Linked DNA regions of Homo sapiens: region 1 is linked to region 2. The links are chromatin loops, found by intact Hi-C in ENCODE. Cell type or tissue: B cell. All regions are shown on one strand. Links, peaks and the distances in the headings refer to the core of each region. The heading gives the core; the rest is flanking DNA.

The links. Peaks named below come from ENCODE experiments on the same cell type or tissue, not always from the same donor. Only the 100,000 strongest peaks of a DNase experiment are listed, where the experiment ranks them.
Region 1: a loop joins it to region 2, with 5 times the contacts of the local background. A loop is called at or near these places in 10 of 110 quality-filtered maps.

What each region holds. Positions count from the first base shown.
Region 1 is chr14:100,068,715-100,077,869 of GRCh38, reverse strand. All of the region lies in intron 1 of EVL (Enah/Vasp-like), which reads right to left. Among named protein-coding and RNA genes, the nearest start is that of EVL, 7.9 kb to the right of the region's middle. RefSeq lists enhancers at 4,735-5,024, 5,035-5,184, 8,643-8,692, 8,853-8,942, 9,024-9,155 and 1 more. In B cell, for the core only: CTCF peaks have their summits at 1,448, 1,651 and 5,037; DNase peaks (open chromatin) are centred at 1,569, 4,829, 4,959 and 6,129; H3K4me3 peaks cover 2,033 bases; H3K27ac peaks cover 8,000 bases.
Region 2 is chr14:99,977,745-99,986,899 of GRCh38, reverse strand. It overlaps a transcript of EVL not described here. Among named protein-coding and RNA genes, the nearest start is that of EVL, 83 kb to the left of the region's middle. In B cell, for the core only: CTCF peaks have their summits at 4,072 and 4,271 (motif pointing left); a DNase peak (open chromatin) is centred at 4,239.

The DNA of each region.
Region 1 (9,155 bases), core at 230-8,229, 92 kb before region 2:
ACCCGGGAGGCAGAGCTTGCAGTGAGCCGAGATTGCGCCATTGCACTCTAGCCTGGGCGACAGAGCCAGACTCCATCTCAAAAAAACAAAAACAAACAAAAAAACTGTATGCACTGTAAGAGTCAGGTGAGTGTTTATTAAAACACAAATCCCTAGGCCCCCATTTAGGAGATTCTGATGTGGTAAGTCTCAGGCGGGGCGGGGTCTCTACTGTAACACACGTTTGCTGGTTCTAGGCAAATGGTCCATGAAGGAAACTTTGAGGACCATTCGCTTTCACGTCTCCTCATGGGCTCTGTCATCCATGCCAGGGTTTACACGAGCACCAATACACTGATAAATCCCATGTCGATGGCTCTCCAGTCCTGTCCTTTCTTCTAAAATGTGGAGCCATATTTCTAACTGTTGGACATAACTTAGAGACCTCACAATTTAACATGCTTAAGAGAGAAAGTATTCTTTTCACTGTTTCCCATTTCAAGGAATGGAAGCAACACCTACCCAGTCCCCTGAGTCTGAAACCTGAAGGCCATTTCAGATGCTTTTTTGTGCTTCACCCTCCATGGCCCAATGGCCATCTGTTCTATTTCTTAAACATCTTTTGGATCTGGCCCTTTCTCTCCCTCCTTGCTGCCAGTCCCAGCCCTTGTTATTTATTTTAGACCACAGCCTCCTAGCTGTTCCCCCGCCTCTGGTTGAAGTCTCACACCCCCAACCCTTCAATTGCAATGTCACCAGAGAGACCTTCCTCAAAGGCAAACTGACTGAGCCTCTTCCCTCATTGGGAGCTCTGCCACTTACCAGCTATATGACCTCATACAAAACTTCTGTGTTCCCCAGTTTATCTATCTATAGCTTATCCTCCTTTATCTACCCATATCTTTCCTCTTTCCTCATCTTCTTTATAGGGTTGTCTGGAGAATTAAGACTTAACATGTGTAAGCACTTGGAGCAGCACCTGACCCCATGTGGCATGAGGAAGGGAGTCATCGTTATTACGCAATATAATCCCAGCTCTGGGGCAGGCAACTCAGGGGCCTTCACATTGTAGCCCTTGCCAAAGTGTCCACAGCCGACCCAACCCTTGGCTTAGTCTTGTGGAAATGCACACAGGCCCCTAACACTCCACCCCCCGCACTCTGTGGCCTCTGCTGTGGCTCAGGCCACTTCCTCTGCCTGGGATACTTTTCTCAGCCGAGCCGAGCTGACCCAAGCCGACCCACTAATTTGTACTCATCCATAAAGACTTGGAATATCTGTTACCTCTTTTAGAAAATCTTCCCTGAAGCCCCAGGCTGAGTTAGATGGTCCTTCTCTGAGCCTTATTATCCCTATTATCATGGTCCTGTGCCTACCATCACAGCACTTACTGCAGCAATGTCTATGCTAGGTCCCTCTGCACACCACTGAACGCCTCCAGGGCAGGGGCCATTTCTTTTAGGCAGACTTCTCCCTATGTAGAGTGAGGACTTAGGCCACAGTTCTCTTCCTATCTGTTGCCCTCTAGAGGTCCAAGACCACAGTGTAGATGACTCTGCTGGTCCCAGGGAACTTCCCTTCTTGCTCTGCTGGACCTGAGGCTGCCCACAAACGGCCCAGCACATTTCAGCGAGGAAGGACCCGTCTGATCACATAGCCCAACCAGCAGCCTGGTGGTAAAGCCAGGAATGGCAGCGAAAGCATCCCCATGACATTGGGCCAATTAAGATGTCTTTTCTGCTACTCCTCAAGTAATTAGGAAGAGATATTTCTCCTGCCCAAGATGATTTCTTTTTCCTACATCCAGAGGTTTGAATCTTACCTTTTCTCAAAGCTCACATTGTCATTGCTTTCAAAACACACCTATCCACCCATTCCCATTCATTTAATAACTACTAACAGGCATATGGCTCAGCTCTGAAGGAGATTACAATCTATCAAGAAAAACAGATCACTGCAAAATGGGTGTATGAGAATGGGAAGGGAGAACATCAGGCTTTGTAGGAGGAGTTATTGTCTGTAAACCGGAGCTGATAAAAATAGCATGGTCTACTTCTATGGTGATTAACAGGCAAGACATGAGGGTGACCAGTACCATGCTGGGTACATTCCTTACGCTCAGTAGGTATATGTCTCTGCCCCCCAAACCCCACCCCAAGGTGCCACGTGCCTCTGATTACTTTCAAGCCGTCAGGACAGCCACTTCAAACTATCTTCTTCCTGAGACTGTGGGCTTCTGGAGAACAGGCCCATGTCTGAGTTCAGATACCCTTCCTCAGTGAGCCATCGTCCTCAGTGTAGCCTGGTGCCTCTGGCCCGGGCTCTGCAGCTGCCAAGTGTGTTAATAAGGGGTGAGTAGTGAAGGGTCGGGGGCTAGAGAGAAGTGGCCATAAATAAATGTTCCCAAAGCTAGGCAGAAACACAGCCAGACTGAGGCAGTTTGTAAAGTCCTGACTTGTTTACCTTCAACATACAAGCAACAAAAGTGAATCTTAAAAGCTGGGCTGAGAACCATCAGTAAGGAGCCTCCTGGATGGGAGCGGAGCAGCCCACACTGAGGTGCTCACACAGACCTGTCTGGGCACTCCAGTGCAGAGCAGAGCTGGGGTCTACCCACAGAGCCCCAAGACAAGGCCCGGCACACAGGAGGAGACAGGGGCTTTCTCCTTTGCCAAATTCCAGTCTCTCTCTGAAGCACATCACTTGCTAGTTCAGAAGAGCCCCTGCAGCCATGCAGCTTGGCTCTGGTAACATAGGTGACATCTTCACCTGACTTCACACAATGCTCAAACCACCATCACGAGGTCATTATCACATTTATTCCCACTTCTCATTGTGTGGCTCCCCCAAGTCACACAGGGAGTCAAGTCAGAGACACTGCTGGACAGGACCCTGCCTCCTGCCATCTGGAGGCCTCTCCTTCCAGCTCTCGGAGAACTCTCTCACACTATGAACTCCCCTCTGCCCACAGGCAGCCCCACCCTGTCTCCCCTCAGCCTGCCCCAGCCTCGCCATTCTGCTCTTGCCACAGACTTCTTGCCCTCCTTCTTGCCCTCCTCGCCTCCTGTGTGAAACTTCTCCCTTGGCTGCCATGACACCGCATGGCTTGGCTCTTCTCTGGACTGCCCCTTTTCTGACCACTGTCTTTCCCAAGGTGGAGAGGGGCAGACAGAGAGAGAGTACTTTAGAGAAAGTCTGGCTGGCTGGTGCCCACCAGGAAGCAGTGCTGTGCTGGGAAGCAAGGCTGGGTACAGAGAGTTAAGGCCAGCCCTCACCATGGAGTCAGCGCGGGGAAGTGAGAACACTGTGGACAACAGCTCCAGCTCTGCCCCAGGTCTGGCTCTATTGTTTGCCAGCAACAAGACTTCAGGGAGGTAAGTTTACAGCTCTGTAAAACAAGTAGAATCATCTTTTTGCATTTTCTTTTACCTTTGCTGGAGATCAAATAAGGCTGATGAAATAAACAGGAGAGCAGTTTACTAAACATGATTAGCACCCAGCAGATACTATCTTGAAAAAGGACAATGTTGGCTGGAATGAACAGCAAATCCATATGAGGCAAGACTTAGGGTGGAATCTACATGAAACTGCCTTCCGTGTCCACATGGAGAGCTGTCATTATCACCTACTACTCTTTTAACTTCTAACGAGAAAAACAAGGTGGCAGGTTCCTCACTGTGGCCTGGAGAATTGCCTCAGGCCTCACCAAGTGGGAGCAGGCTGTCGGGTCCTGTCTGTGGAATGGCCCAGATCAACTGTGGAGGTCACTGAGGGCCCGCTCCTGAGCCCTGGCTGTTGGGAAATCAGTTTCCGGGCCCTGATTTGCTCCTGTGCTTTCCTCTAGCCTCTACTCACACTGCTCCCCGACCCCCCGCCCCCACCGCCCCCGGGGGTGACTCCCTGAACCCACTGAAGAGAATGCTAATGCACACCCTCGGGCCCCTGCCGCTCCCCTCAGCTGCTTAGCTTTTCTGCAGAACACTTACCATACTTGCCACTGAACTGAGGGGCAAGTGCCTCCATGAGGCAGGTTGTTTGGTTTGGTTTTTAAAGTAGTGTTCATCTCGGTAGCTCTAGTAACTGGGCCCTAGTGGTTTCTCAACAAATATCTTTGAATAACTGCTGGCTTTTATGTTTGCTGAGTTTTGCCAGGTATTGTATTTCTCAGCCTCCACGGATTTTTGTGGTGGGGGTGGCATGACTTACTTGAGATCTGGCCACCTCTGCTTTCTCTTTCTTTCTTCCTGCATTTATTTGAAAAATAAAACAAGGGCCGGGCACAGTGGCTCACACCTGTAATCCCAGCACTTTGGGAGGCCAAGGTGGGAGGACAGCTTGAGCCCAGGAGTTCGAGACCAGCCTGGGCAACACAGATCCTGTCTCTACACAAAATAAAAAAGTGTTAGCCACGCATGGTGGTGGGTGCCTGTAGCCCCAGCTGCTCAGAAGCCTGAGGTGGAAGGATCCCTTGAGCTGAGGAGGTTAAGGTTGCAGTGAACCGTGTTTGCACCACTGCACTCCATCCTGGGTGACAGAGCAAGACCCTGTCTCCCCAAAAAAAAAAAAAAAAGAAAAAGGAAAAAGTGCTGTACGTGCAAAGTGTCACAAGAGGAGGGCATTTAGTTCTGCCCAGGGGACCCAAGGGATGTTGTCATGAAGGGGAAGCAAGACTTTTCAAGAGGAAACAAAGAACCATTTCAAGCAGAGGGAAGAGTGTCAGCAAAGGCAGAGTGGTGGGTGGGGGGACCTCAGTCATCACCCTGGGGCCTCATCACTTCTCAACACCTACCCAGGTGAATGAGGAAGCACACCCACGTTGCCATGTCCCAATTCAGTGACCGAGAAACAGAGACGCTTGAAATCACAGCCGCATCAGAACTGAAAAACATTCTGCAGTGATTTTCTTAGGAAACACGCCTGGAGAGGGAAGTAACCTGCCCAACGCCCATGGCTGATCCGCGGCAGAGCCTGGACTAGACAGCAACCTGACGCTCCGCCGTGCAGTAAGGCTCTTCTGCTCCACCTGGCGACGCAGCAAAACCCAGCTCCAACTTTTACTTCCTGCTTTGAAGCTGTTTTTCACTCCAACTTTTTAATCTGAAAAATTTCAAACCTACAGGAACATGTAAGGGACACTCTTTTACCTTTCACTAAACCTGCCCATGGTTAACATTTGCCACATGTGAGTTATCTCTGTCTTTCCCCTGAGCCATTTGAAAGTCAGCTGCAGATACCATGATACTTCAGTCCTAGGGACCTGAGCATACATTTCTTTAATATAAGGATATTCTAATATATAACTTAAATACCATTGTTACAACAAAGAAAATCAACACTTTACTAAAAATCTAATACAGAGTCCATACTAAAACTTACCCATGTAATCCCAGCACTTTGGGAGGCCAAAGCAGGTGGATCACCTGAGATCAGGAGTTCGAGATCAGCCTGGCCAACATAGTGAAACCCCATCTCTACTAAAAATACAAAAATTAGCCAGGTGTAGTGGCGCATGCCTGTAGTCCCAGCTACTCGGGAGGCTGAGGCAGGAGAACTGCTTGAACCCAGGAGGCACAGGGAGGTGTAGGATGCACTGAGCGGAGATAGCTCCAATGCACTCCAGCCTGAGCGACAGAGGGAGACTCCGATGCAACAACAACAAAAAAGTTACCCAATTTTTACAAAATGTTTCTGATTTTTTGGGATGTAGGATCTGCTCATGGATTACATTTGATCGAGCCGTCTGCTTACTCCCTTTCAAGCTAAGCTAGGATGTGAAACTATTTAAAAATTTTTCATTGATAAAGATGTTGTGTGTGTGAAGAATTCAGGCCAACTGAATGTAGACTGTAGGTTGGTTAAGAGGTGACTGCCAGATCTCCAATGGAAAGCTATATTTTCCCCTTAGTAATTATTAAATCATTTATAGGGTGCCATTTTTTTTTCTTAATGGGCACAGGTGTGAAACAGGTTTCATGCTATGAAGTAGACTTAAAATGTTTATTGTGAAGTACTTCAGGCCTGTGAGAAGTAGGTTCCCACGATCCCACCACACAGTCTAGGAAATCTGACAGCAAGTCATAAAGCTGTTTAGTTCAAGTGACGCCTGCATCCTCCTCCCAGACCCAGAGCCCCTCCTCTCTACCAGGGGGAACCGCCACCTTGCAGGTGGTATTTTCAATTCCATGCTTGCTGTCTGTAGTGCAGCCATACAACTGACTATTTTACACACATAGTTCTCAAACTTTTTTGGTCAAGAGAACCCCTTTACACTCAATTATTGAGGATGCCAAAAAGCTTCTGTTTTATGTAGGTTAAGTCTATCCATATTCACCTTATTTGAAATTAAAACTAATAATTTTTTAAAACACAAGAATATACAAGCAGACATTTCATTAGCTGCCACAGTGATGATGTCAAAACATCACATAGCTCTGGAAAATTCCACCATGAATTCATGAGACAAGAGCTGAAATGGCAAATGATGTCTTAGTAATATTATAAATACAGTTCTGATCTACAGACTCCTAGGAGGGTCAATCTCTGGAGTACATTTTGAGAACTGCTGCATTACAGCAATGAAAGACAATGAATTAGCTCTCTGCATATTAACATGGGAAACCCAAATGGTGACTGAGCCCCATTTTTGAGAGTGTTAGAATTAAAGAAAGGCTTTGGGTAAATAAAGTCTACATTCAGTGTTAAACCCTGACACCTTCTTTTCTATCCAAATTGGTTGCCCACATCATGGGCAATCAAGACGTTTGCCTTTTCTCCTTGGATGTCACCCTCTCAGATGCCTGGACAGCTGGTCTCCATTACTCTGTGAAGTCTGGTGCAATCTGGAAAAACACTCCAACCAACTGTTGGGGGAGTCTGACATTCCTAGACTGACCCTGTCTCATATGCATCTCCCATACTCTTTCAAGGCCACCGGCGTAGCCCTTTCTTTGGGGAGCCATCTGACAGCCACGTGGACGTTAAGGCTACTCAAACCTCAAAAACATTTATATATTTTGCTCTGTGTCTTCATCTCAAAATTTGTGTCCCCAGAGTCTGTGACTCTGATCACTTGTGAAGTGGAACAGGTTTTAGCACAGCCTTGGGACAACTGTAGAGGCCTGGCTTGGGCCAAGGATTGGGACAGTATGTTCAGCTCCAAGGATGAATCAACAGCCTGGGAATGAAGACCCCGGCTCTGCCCTTACAAACACCCCTGAAGACACAAGTAGCCACTTGGACTCTGTGCTATTTACTAGGCACAGGGACAAACATGAATGCATAACACAAGCGTCCTGCTCTGAAAGAGCTCTAGGCTGGTAGGAGAGATCCTGAGCCGACAGAGCATCGACAAGAGATACGCACGCAGGCACGGGGTGCTACAGGACAGACGAGGTCTCTTTTGTCTCTTGTGGTATTAACAGCACAGAATGACGGAGACTGCAAAATAGAGATCAGGAGGGCCTCGATTCTACCCTTGACTCTGCAAATTGGGACAAGTTTAGCTTTGAGAAGTTAAAGCTGAGAGGGCAGATTTTGATCCTCTCAGAGATCAAAAGCTCCGTCAAGTGACAACAATGTGACCTGGAATACGATACTTTGTAGGCCCTTGTTTTCTTTTCTTTTTGAGGTAGGGTCTTGCTCTGTCACCAGGGTGGAGTGCAGTAGTGTGATCACAGCTCACTGCAGGCTTGAACTGCTGGGCTCAAGCAATCCTCCCACCTCAGCCTCCTGAGAAGTTGGGACTATAGGCTTCAGGCATGCACTATCACATCTGGCTAATTTTCATTTTTTAATTTTATTTTCTTTCTTTCTTTTTTTTTTTTTTTTTAAGAGAGGAGGTCTTACTATGATGCCTAGGCTGGTCTTGAACTCCTCAGCTCAGGTGATCTACCTGCGTTGGCCTCTCAAAGTGTTGGGATTACAGGAGTGAGCCACCATACCCGGCCAACCCTTGTTTTCTTATCTGTAAAGTGGCAATAGTGATACCAGACCTCAAAGGATGAGAATTAAATAGTATGTATATCATGTAACTAGCGTAATGGTTGGTGTATAACACTGAGAAAAGCTGAGCTGTTGTTATTTTCCTCCTCTGTGGGTTCAGTTACCAAAGCAAAGCCATTGGACTACACTAGTTCTCATCCATTTTCTGCCCCAGCCCACCTGAGTATCGTAACATTCTCATGAGAATAACCTAGAATCTCCAGAGGAATGTTTCTCAACTAGAGGCACATGGGATTCTTTGAGACAGAGGAAGGCAGAGAAGCTTCAGAAGCTCTCCAAATGATTTGGCTACAGGTCTCTAGGGAAGTGCGGGTTCCCATGGAGAGTGAACGGACTACGTGATCTCTGAGGGCTTGTTCAATTGCCTCTGGGACTCTCTGACTTGCCCGTGAGGACTGGAAATACCTGTGAGAAAGGAAACACCAGGTGTTCCTGGAGACTCCTCCAAACCCTCACACAAAGGCGTACAATTAGGTGCGAAGGATTGTAAGCTGAACCCCGGCTGTGCGAGACTTCTTATATCTTTACAGCTTCAAGATGTGCAGCACAGTGGAATAAACAGTAATGACTGTGCCCAAGCAGCCACAGCTCCTTCACTACCTGACAGCAAGTGAAATGTCTGTTTTTCTGGTCTCTTCTCTAACATGCCACACCAGGAAGCTCCACTGAGTAGCAACTTTGGTAGCACAGGAATCTTTAGGACCATATATCAAAGTAGTTAATTAAATCCAGCAGTTCAATAAATGTGTATTGCCAGGCAATGTTTTAGGCACTGGGGATACACCACTGAACAAAATAGGCGAAAATCCCTGCCTTCTGGGAGTTTACATTCTTGAGGGGTAAAGACAGTATACAGTAGAACAAGTAAGTTCTATAATACGTTAGAAGATAGTACGTGCTTCGGAAAAACCCACAGCCTACCAAAGACAACAGAGAGACCAGGGAAGGAAACGAAATTAACTGGCTGGCCCCAAAAGTGGCAGACATATCACACATCCATATCACGTTTCCTGCTGCTGCACCGCGACCTCAGCTACTTCCTGCTCAGGTCAGCCTTGTTCAACCCACATTTCCTGGGAACCTGTGCTGCTAGGCCCACACCTCTACAGATTCTTCCAGCTAGCACCCCAGCTGCCCCAGCGTGGTGAAAGGAATCACCACCCACCTAAGCCATG
Region 2 (9,155 bases), core at 1,016-9,015:
GAATTTTGTATATGGTGTGAGGTAGGGTCCAATTTCATTCTTTTGTATGTGGGTACTTTGTCCCAGTATTTGTTGAAAAGGCTATTTTCCCCCATTGAATTGTCTGGCACTCTTGTCAAAAAACAATTGCTCATAAATGTAGGGGTAGTAAGTCCAGTTGTAGACATGCTGAATTGCACGTACTTATGCTCTATCTCCTTGGAACTAGGCTACATGTGTAGAAAACCATGTCTTCAATTCATAGTCCAGAAATCTGCACAGTGAACTCAATAAATATTTGTGCAATTATTACCATATGTGCACTTCACAGTCATGCTGCCTCATCACCCATAGCCTTGGACACTCTGAAGCATATCACTCTGATCTTGTGAAGGCACCAGCTGGTTCCCTTCCTAGCGCTGCTCCTCTAATTGGGACACTATCTGATTCAGTCTGTTGCTTACTGTTTGATTTTTCCTTAATGATACAAATTGAGGAGAGCATTTTCCTTCTTCCCAGGAAAGAAAATGCTCATAAACGGGACCCTGAAGCTGTCCTCTTAGAAATCTCAGCTGGTAGAAAGAAGCAGTGCCAGTGGATACATTTGATTTTTTTTTTTTTTTTTTTTTTGAGACAGAGTCCACTCTGTCACCCAGGCTGGAGTACGGTGGTGCAATTTCAGCTCACCACAACCTCCACCTCCCAGGTTCAAGCGATTCTCATGCCTCACCCTCCCGAGTAGCTGGGACTACAGGCACATGCCACCACGTCTGGCTAATTTTTATATTTTTAGTAGGGACAGGGTTTAGCCATGTTGGTCAGGCTGGTCTTGAACTCCTGACTTCAGGTGATCCGCTCGCCTTGGCCTCCCAAAGTGCTGGGATTACAGGCATGAGCCATCGTGCCCAGCCAATACATTTGATTTTGATCTATCAGCAAAGAGGCTCCAAGGTTTAGTATGTTTCCATTTTGTATTCAGGGTTTCATTTGTGTGCTAGGTCGAACATCTTTCTGTATTCAAGCCGAAGTTAGAGATCTAAATTGCTAAAGGACTTCAGCAGGCCAGAGCTCAGTGAAAGGAAGGTCCACAGAAGGGCCACTAATTAGTAATGAATGGCTAAAAGACAAGGGACTTTTTTTTTTTTTTCTTTCTGAGATGGAGCTTCGCTCTTGTTGCCCAGGCCAGAGTGCAATGGCGCAATCTTGGCTCACCGCAACCTCCACCTCCTGGGTTCAAGCGATTCTTCTGCCTCAGCCTCCCAAGTAGCTGGGATTACAGGCATGCACCACCACACCCAGCTAATCTTGTATTTTAAGTAGAGACGGGGTTTCTCCATGTTGGTCATGCTGGTCACGAACTCCCGACCTCAGGTGATCCGCCCACCTGAGCCTCCCAAAGTGCTGAGATTACAGGCATGAGCCACCACGCCTGGCCAAGACCAAGGACTTTTAACCAAGAAAAGGCAAGACTTACTGAAGTCCATTGTCTTCAAGCATCTGAAAAGCCAACTGGAAGAAAGACCAGTTCAAGGAAGTACAAAGGTGAAGAACCAAAACAGAAGATAAGCCCAGTCAAAATCCTGCCAGTTCCCCTAGGCCCATCTCAAATGTAATAATAATAATAAATAAAAATTATGTCGTTCATACCTCTTTTCTGACACTGCCATCTCATATGCCCCATGCTATTCTTCTTGGCTATAAACTCCTTGAGGCTTATGTAGGTCTCCATAGCTCTCTATCCCTAGCCCCACTATCTTGCATATAGTAGGTACTCAATATATATATATCTGTCAAGCAAAAATGTAAGCAAATGTGATTAAAATTAAATGAGTTAAGTCTGAGAAACCATCAGCACCAAGAGGAGCCTAAAGAGATATAACAACTTAACGTTGTTATATACAAACTAAACTAAATGTCCTGAATGGGATCCTGGAACAGAAAAAGGATACCGGGTAAAAACAACAGAAACTTTAATAAATGCTGGACTTTAATTAATAATAATGTCAGCTGGGCACAGTGGCTTATGCCTGTAATACCAGCAATTTCAGAGGTCCAGGTGGGTGGATCACCTGAGGTCAGGAGTTCGAGACCAGCCTGGCCAACATGGTGCAACTCAGTCTCTACTAAAAATACAAAAAAATTAGCCGGGTGTGGTGACGCACACCTGTGATTCCAGCTACTCGGGAGGCTGAGACAGGAGAATCGCTTGAAACTGGGAGGTGGAGGTTGCAGTGAGCCGAGATCGCACCACTGCACTCCAGCCTGGGTGACCAGAGCAAAACTCTGTCTCAAATGATAATAATAACATATCAGTAATAATGTATCATACTAATATAAGATGTTAATTAACAGGAGAAACTATATGTGTGCAGGAGGTGTATAGGAACTCTCTGTACAACCTTCTCAATTTTTCTATAAATCTAAAACTGTTCTAAAATACAAAGTCTATTAATTTAAAAAAGAAAGAAAAGCATTCATTCATCCTTGGGGATGGGGCTGGGGTCTCCATTTTGGAAAGACACATACATACATACACATCCCTCCAGTGATTCCTACACATATTCAAGTTTGAGAAACATCTGGGATACTAAGGGTTACAGTGGATAACGTCCTTACAAAGAAATCACAGAAAAAAATACCCATCCACACATCACCAAACAAATCATGTCTTATGGCAGCAGTAAGGACACAACAGACTAAATCACTGACACCTCAGTAATGCATTAAGTCATTAAGCACATAATAAAATAGCTTTTGCTTGGATGCTAGCTTCTACGATTTGGGGGTGGCCACCTGAAATGCTGTCCTTAGAAGGATCCATGCCAAACTGGGATGAATGCCACGATCAACTATCCATCTTAGGTACAGGTGGCAGTGTCAATGTTTTATTAAACATCTACCAAGTGCCAAGTACCAGTGCTTGGGGTTCTGGGGTTCTAGCAGAGATCAAAACAAGCATAATCTCTGCCTTTATAAAGCCTTCAGTAGATCAGGGAAATTTTAAGTAATTACATACATATAAACAGTTACAGAAGAGGAAATATGGGATATCACAAAGGTAATTAACAGGAAAGGGCCCTCAGCTAGGCTAAGGGTCAAAGGCTGCCTCCCTGAGGAAGTGATGTTTCAAATAAGATTTGAAGGCTAAGAAGTTAGCAAGGTAAAGAGGAAAAGGAAGCAGCTAGACTGAGATCAACTTGCATGATTTAGCAACAGATCTTTTCTTATTTAAGAATTCTTTGAGAGAGAAGGGAGAAGAGAAGATAAGTGCAATAAACACAGCTCCACAAAAGCAGCAGAGCAGCAGGCAGGACCCAGAGAATGGTTGAGAGTGCTGGAACCTTTTAAAGAAGAGGCCCAGGACAAATACATGGGAAAAGGACTGGAGAAGGGTGTAGGCGGCTGCCAAAACCAAGCTCTTGTAAGGTCCACTGTCTCTTTAAGTTCCATAGGAAACACACCTTTAGAGCTATAAAATGGCATGTCTCTCCTTTATTACCCAAGGAGAGGCACACACTGGCTCATGTTTCCCTTTCTGTCATGACTTCCATGAATTTCACAGCTAAGTGTGCTCGACTGAAGTAACTCTTTCTTAACCTAAGTTTTCTGGTACAATTATCGCCTCTACGTCCAAATATTATGTCTCCTGTTTTATCTTTCTTTTGTCTATTTCATCTTTCATAGAGAATGTCACTGGATCTTTCTTAGAAGGTGATGCATCAATAGCAACTGCAGTTTCTAAACCAAAATTTATCACATATGAAGTCATATAGTCATCTGACAAAAGGGCAGAATATTTGAAACCAGAACTGTCCCATATCCTCATGGAAGATAAACCCTAGAAAATAAATACAGGGTGGTGAGGCTGGGGTGGGGTGGAGTAGGGCAGATAACTAACCTTTACTGAATATCATAAGCTGAGAACTTCTCATGTATTCTCATTTGATCCTCACAAAACCCTCTGAAGAAAGTGAACTGTCCTCATTTATACTTGAGAAAAACGGAGGCTCATAAAGGTTACGTAAATTGCTAAAAGTCAGCTGATAAGTAGTACCTCTGGGGCAGAATCCAGGTCTGACTCTAAAACCCAGGCTGCTCAGTATACAGGGGTTAAATTAAACTAAAACATTTTAAATCTAACTCAAATTCTTTTTAAGAAGTCCCTTTACATACCTACATTAACTGCAAACTGAAGAGTAGATGTCTTTCACACAGCCCTAAAGACAAAGACAATGCATCTTCGTATGAATCGCTCACAGAGGAACTGGGAACAGGGCTCCCTCCCCTGGTGAGCAGACAGAACTACACCATTTCAAAGTACAGTATTTTTTCCCCCCGCTCTCCCTCTTAACCCCATTTACTTCTCTCTCCTGATTCCTTTCCAAAGTCCTTCCTTTGGTGCTTGTTTTTGGGAGAACCTCCAAGTTAAACCTCTAGGATTAAACTTCTATTCACTAACTTTATCTTCTTCTTCTTTAAAATTAACATTCTGGTAGTATATATTGATAGCCTTTAAAATGTTTATACCCTTTGGTCCCAAAAATACCATTAAAATATATATTACGAATAAATTATAGTATACCATCTGACAGACTATTATTCAGCTATTTTAACTGTTTTCAAAGAATATTTAGCTGTTTTCAAAGAATATTTAGTAAGGGGGAAGTGCACATATATCAAATGTACAATGCCCAATACAAATATACAGTACACTTTCAATTTTGTAAAAATGTTTCACTTGTACCTGGGAATGATAAAGGAACTACACCACAGGTTTGATGTGGTTATCTGTAAAGAGCAGGATCAATGCTTATCTGTATTGTCTTCTTTATATCATACCATTCTGTTTTCATACTCTCCTTAACTGTTTCATGAAGGGACCGGCCACTCTTCTCACCCTCACCCCGACATCAGCTGGAAGTGCTTTCCCCTGAGTTACCACCACTCTTACTGCAGCACTTGCGATACATTCATGTGGCAACTCAAGAGTCCCTTCATCAAGCTTATCCAGACAGACCTCGTTTCATTGGGCTTCACTTTATTGAGCTTCACAGGTATTGCGTTTTTTACCAATTGAAGGTTTGTAGCAACTGCCCTGAGCAAATCTATTGACATCATTTTTTCCAATACCCTATGCTCACTTTGCTAGCATTTTTAAGCAATAAGGTATTTTCTAATGAAGGTATGTACATTTTCTAGACATAGTGCTACTGCATACTTAACAGACTATGGTATAGTGTAAACATAACTTCTATATGCACTTGGAAACAAAAAAATTCATGTGACTTGCTTTCTTACAATATTTGCTTTACTGCTTTATTGTGCACCCACTGTATCTCCAGGGTAAGTCTACTGCAAGGTTCCTCAAACATGGGCAGTACACATATTCTCTTTAAAGGGGAAAAATCTGTATGTGAAACAATATGATTTAATTTATATTCATTCAGCTTATATATATAATTGTTACTTTTCTTTTTTTTAATTTTATTTTTGAGACAGTTTCACTCTGTTGCCCAGGCCGGAGTGCAATGACATGATCTCGGCTCCTGCAACCTCCCCATCCCGGGTTCAAGCAATTCTTCTGCCTCAGCCTCCCAAGTAGATGGGATTACAGGCGCCCGCCACCACGCCTGGCTAATTTTTGTATTTTTAGTAGAGATGGGGTTTCACCATGTTAGCCAAGCTGGTCTCCAACTCCTGACCTCAGGTGATCAATCCACTGCCTCAAACTCCCAAAGTGCTGGGATTACAGGTGTGAGTCACCATGCCTGGCCTATTATTTTTCTTAATCAACAGAAGTGCTAGCCAAAAGCCTAAAAAGCAGATGCCTACACTTTTTTTTTTTTTTGAGATAGGATCTCAATATGTTGCCCACCGCCGCCGGTCTCAAACTTTTGGCCTCAAGCCATCCTTCTGCTCAGCCTCCCGAGTAGCTGGGATTACAGGCATGTGACACCACACCCAGCTTATATACACAACTATAAAACTAAGTTTAAATGTCTTATGTTTATATAACTAGATAAGCAAAAAACAAACTTATAAATTAAATACAAACAAAATCACCAAACCAGCAAAATTCAAAATAACATTAATCAATGATGCCGCTCAAATTAAAATCACTGCCCACAAGGTAAATATGGTAATGGCATAGGCCTAAAAACAGGCAGACAGAACAAGAGAGCCTGGAAAGATACACACGGAATCCCTATAGCCCTTACAAAAGCCACCTTAGGAAATGCCCCGTACCTGCAATTTGCAGCACTGGGTTCAGAAATATATTTGGACCCAACTGTGATAGCTAGTATAGGCTAAGGGTGAGAAATGGAGACTGTTTGTACCTGTGTATTTTATACTGTATTCTGTAATCACACTGCATTCTGTAGAACTCCAATATCAATAAAGTGCCCTTGGCCCAGATGAAGCGGTTCTTGGCTCGTAACCAGACCTGTTGACAGGCTGGACTGGCCATGCCTCACATGTACAAGGCTGGCCCCGGGGGAGGCAGGTAACTTTCTGAGAATTAGAGGTGATTCTCACTCATGTAGGCATTACCAGCCACAACCATGCACCCCGGGATGTTGGGATCCAGATGCCTGCACGGCCGTCCAACCCAGAAAATGTTGCTGTTATCTCTACCACATAAACTACTGATATGATCAAGTATCTGACCAGCAATTTTGAGAAAAATATAATTTAAGTCTCCATCTCATATTTCAGACCATTTGAAGAATGAATTTTTAAAACTGTTATACAGTCATACTCAGTATCCACAGGAGACTGGTTCCAGGACCCATCTCAGATACCAAAGTTTGCAGATGTTCAAATCCCTTAGGTAAAATGGAGTCATATTTGCATATAGCCCAGGTATATCTTCCCATATACCTTAAATCATCTCTAGATTACTTATAACACCTAATACAATGCAAATGCTATATAAATAGTTGTTATACTTTATTGTTTAGGGGATAATGACAAGAAAAAATATCAGTACGTGTTCAGTATAGACACAACCATCCTTTATTTATTTATTTATTTTTATTTATTTATTTTTGAGACGGAGTCTCGCTCTGTTCGCCCAGGCTGGAGTGCAGTGGCACGATCTTGGCTCACTGCAAGCTCTGCCTCCCGGGTTCGCACCATTCTCCTGCCTCAGCCTCCCGAGTAGCTGGGACTACAGGCGCCTGCCACCACGCCCGGCTAATTTTTTGTACTTTTCGTAGAGATGGGGTTTCACCATATTAGCCAGGATGGTGTGGATCTCCTGATCTCGTAATCCGCCCACCTCAGCTTCCCAAAGTGCTGGGATTACAGGCGTGAGCCACCGCACCCAGCCACAACCATCCTTTTTTTAAAAAAAATATTTCCATCCAAGGTTGGTTGAACCCACAGATGCAGAATCGACAGACACAGAGGGCCAACTTCACATATAACTGAAAAAAAAAAGTTTAATAATTAAAATTCTAGAAAAACAATAACTTAAATGTCAGAAATATGGAAAAATCATCAGGAACAAAACTTAATGACCTAAAATTTTTTTAACTTCTGTATCTAAATCTTTAAAAAAAGCAGATAGGGAAAATGTTCACAGAAGAGAATGTTCCCAATAGATAAATGACTCGAATATATAAGCAGAAATAGATTGCATATTGTGTATATGTGGGTGGGTTTTTTTGTTGTTGTTTTTTTTTTAGCAACTGCAGAAAGATTTAGTAAGTTTCTGTAAATCTTTTAGGTATGGGGATTATTTGTGTATGGGCGGTGAGAGTGGGGGATGGGAGTGTCTAGTTCCTTACACCTCCTTACCCCATCTAATCCAGTACCAGACAACAGTAAGCCTTCAAAAAACGATTTCTCAATGAAAATATGAAAATACATAGAGTCTGTTAGAAAAAGAGAAACAAGAATTCAGGCAGTAGTCTAGAAAATAAAGAAAAACTGAGACTTAGACTTCTTTATTTGAATAAGTCGATTCAATAGTACTTTTTTGCTAAAATAAGTGGACATGTGCCTCGAGTGTTTAGCTCACTTGTTAGAATGCATCTCCAGCGTTATGGCTTCCTGAGATGCTCCAAAAGGAACACAGTTTGGATATTACATTCTAGACTTTTAGCAATAGGTCATATCTACGTACTCTCATGACAGTATCTATCAAGAGAAATAATACGTTACTTTCATTTTAAAAATTTAGGACTGAACAAAAAGGAAAGTGTTATCATAGGTAAACCAAATTGCTTATAAATAATCAAATCAAATCAACTGACAACAAAGGTAATGAAAAGTCCCCCTGGATTCATTTAAATCCATGTACTAAAGCCAAGTACTTCAGGTACAGGTAAATATACACGTATAGGTATTCAACTATAAGCAGTCTGCAATGGAGAACCAGGTTAAACTGTAGCAATTTTAAAAATCTGTGTAAAAAATGACTGACTTAAAAAAAAGAAAAGAAAAATGGCTCTTCATTCTGGAAAAACCACTTAAGAACTTTTATTTCTACATCCATGCCTTTTTTTTTTTTTGAGACAGAGTCTCGCTCTGTCGCCCAGGCTGGAGTGCAGTGGCGCGATCTCGGCTCACTGCAAGCTCCGCCTCCCGGGTTCGCGCCATTCTCCTGCCTCAGCCTCCGGAGTAGCTGGGACTACAGGCACCCGCCACCATGCCCGGCTAATTTTTTGTATTTTTTTTTAGTAGAGACGGGGTTTCACCGTGTTAGCCAGGATGGTCTCGATCTCCTGACCTCGTGATCCACCCGCCTCGGCCTCCCAAAGTGCTGGGATTACAGGCGTGAGCCACCGCACCCTGCTGACTTTTTTTTTTTTTTTTTGAGACAGAGTCTCGCTCTGTCACCCAAGATGGAGTACAATGGCAAGATCTCAGCTTACTGTAACCTCTGCCTTCCGAGTTCAAGTGATTCTCCTGCCTCAGCCTCCTGAGTAGCTGGGATTACAGTCGCCCACCAGCACGCCTGGCTAACTGTTGTATTTTTAGTAGAGATGGGGGTTTTGCCATGCTGGCCAGGCTGGTCTCAAACTCCTGACCTCAGGTGATCTGCCTGCCTTGGCCTCCCAAAGTGCTGACATTACAGGCATGAACCACCGTGCCCAGCCATCCATGACTTTTTTAGATCCCAAAGAATGAGATCTGAGAATGCTCTTATGCTACTGTAGACTCAAAAA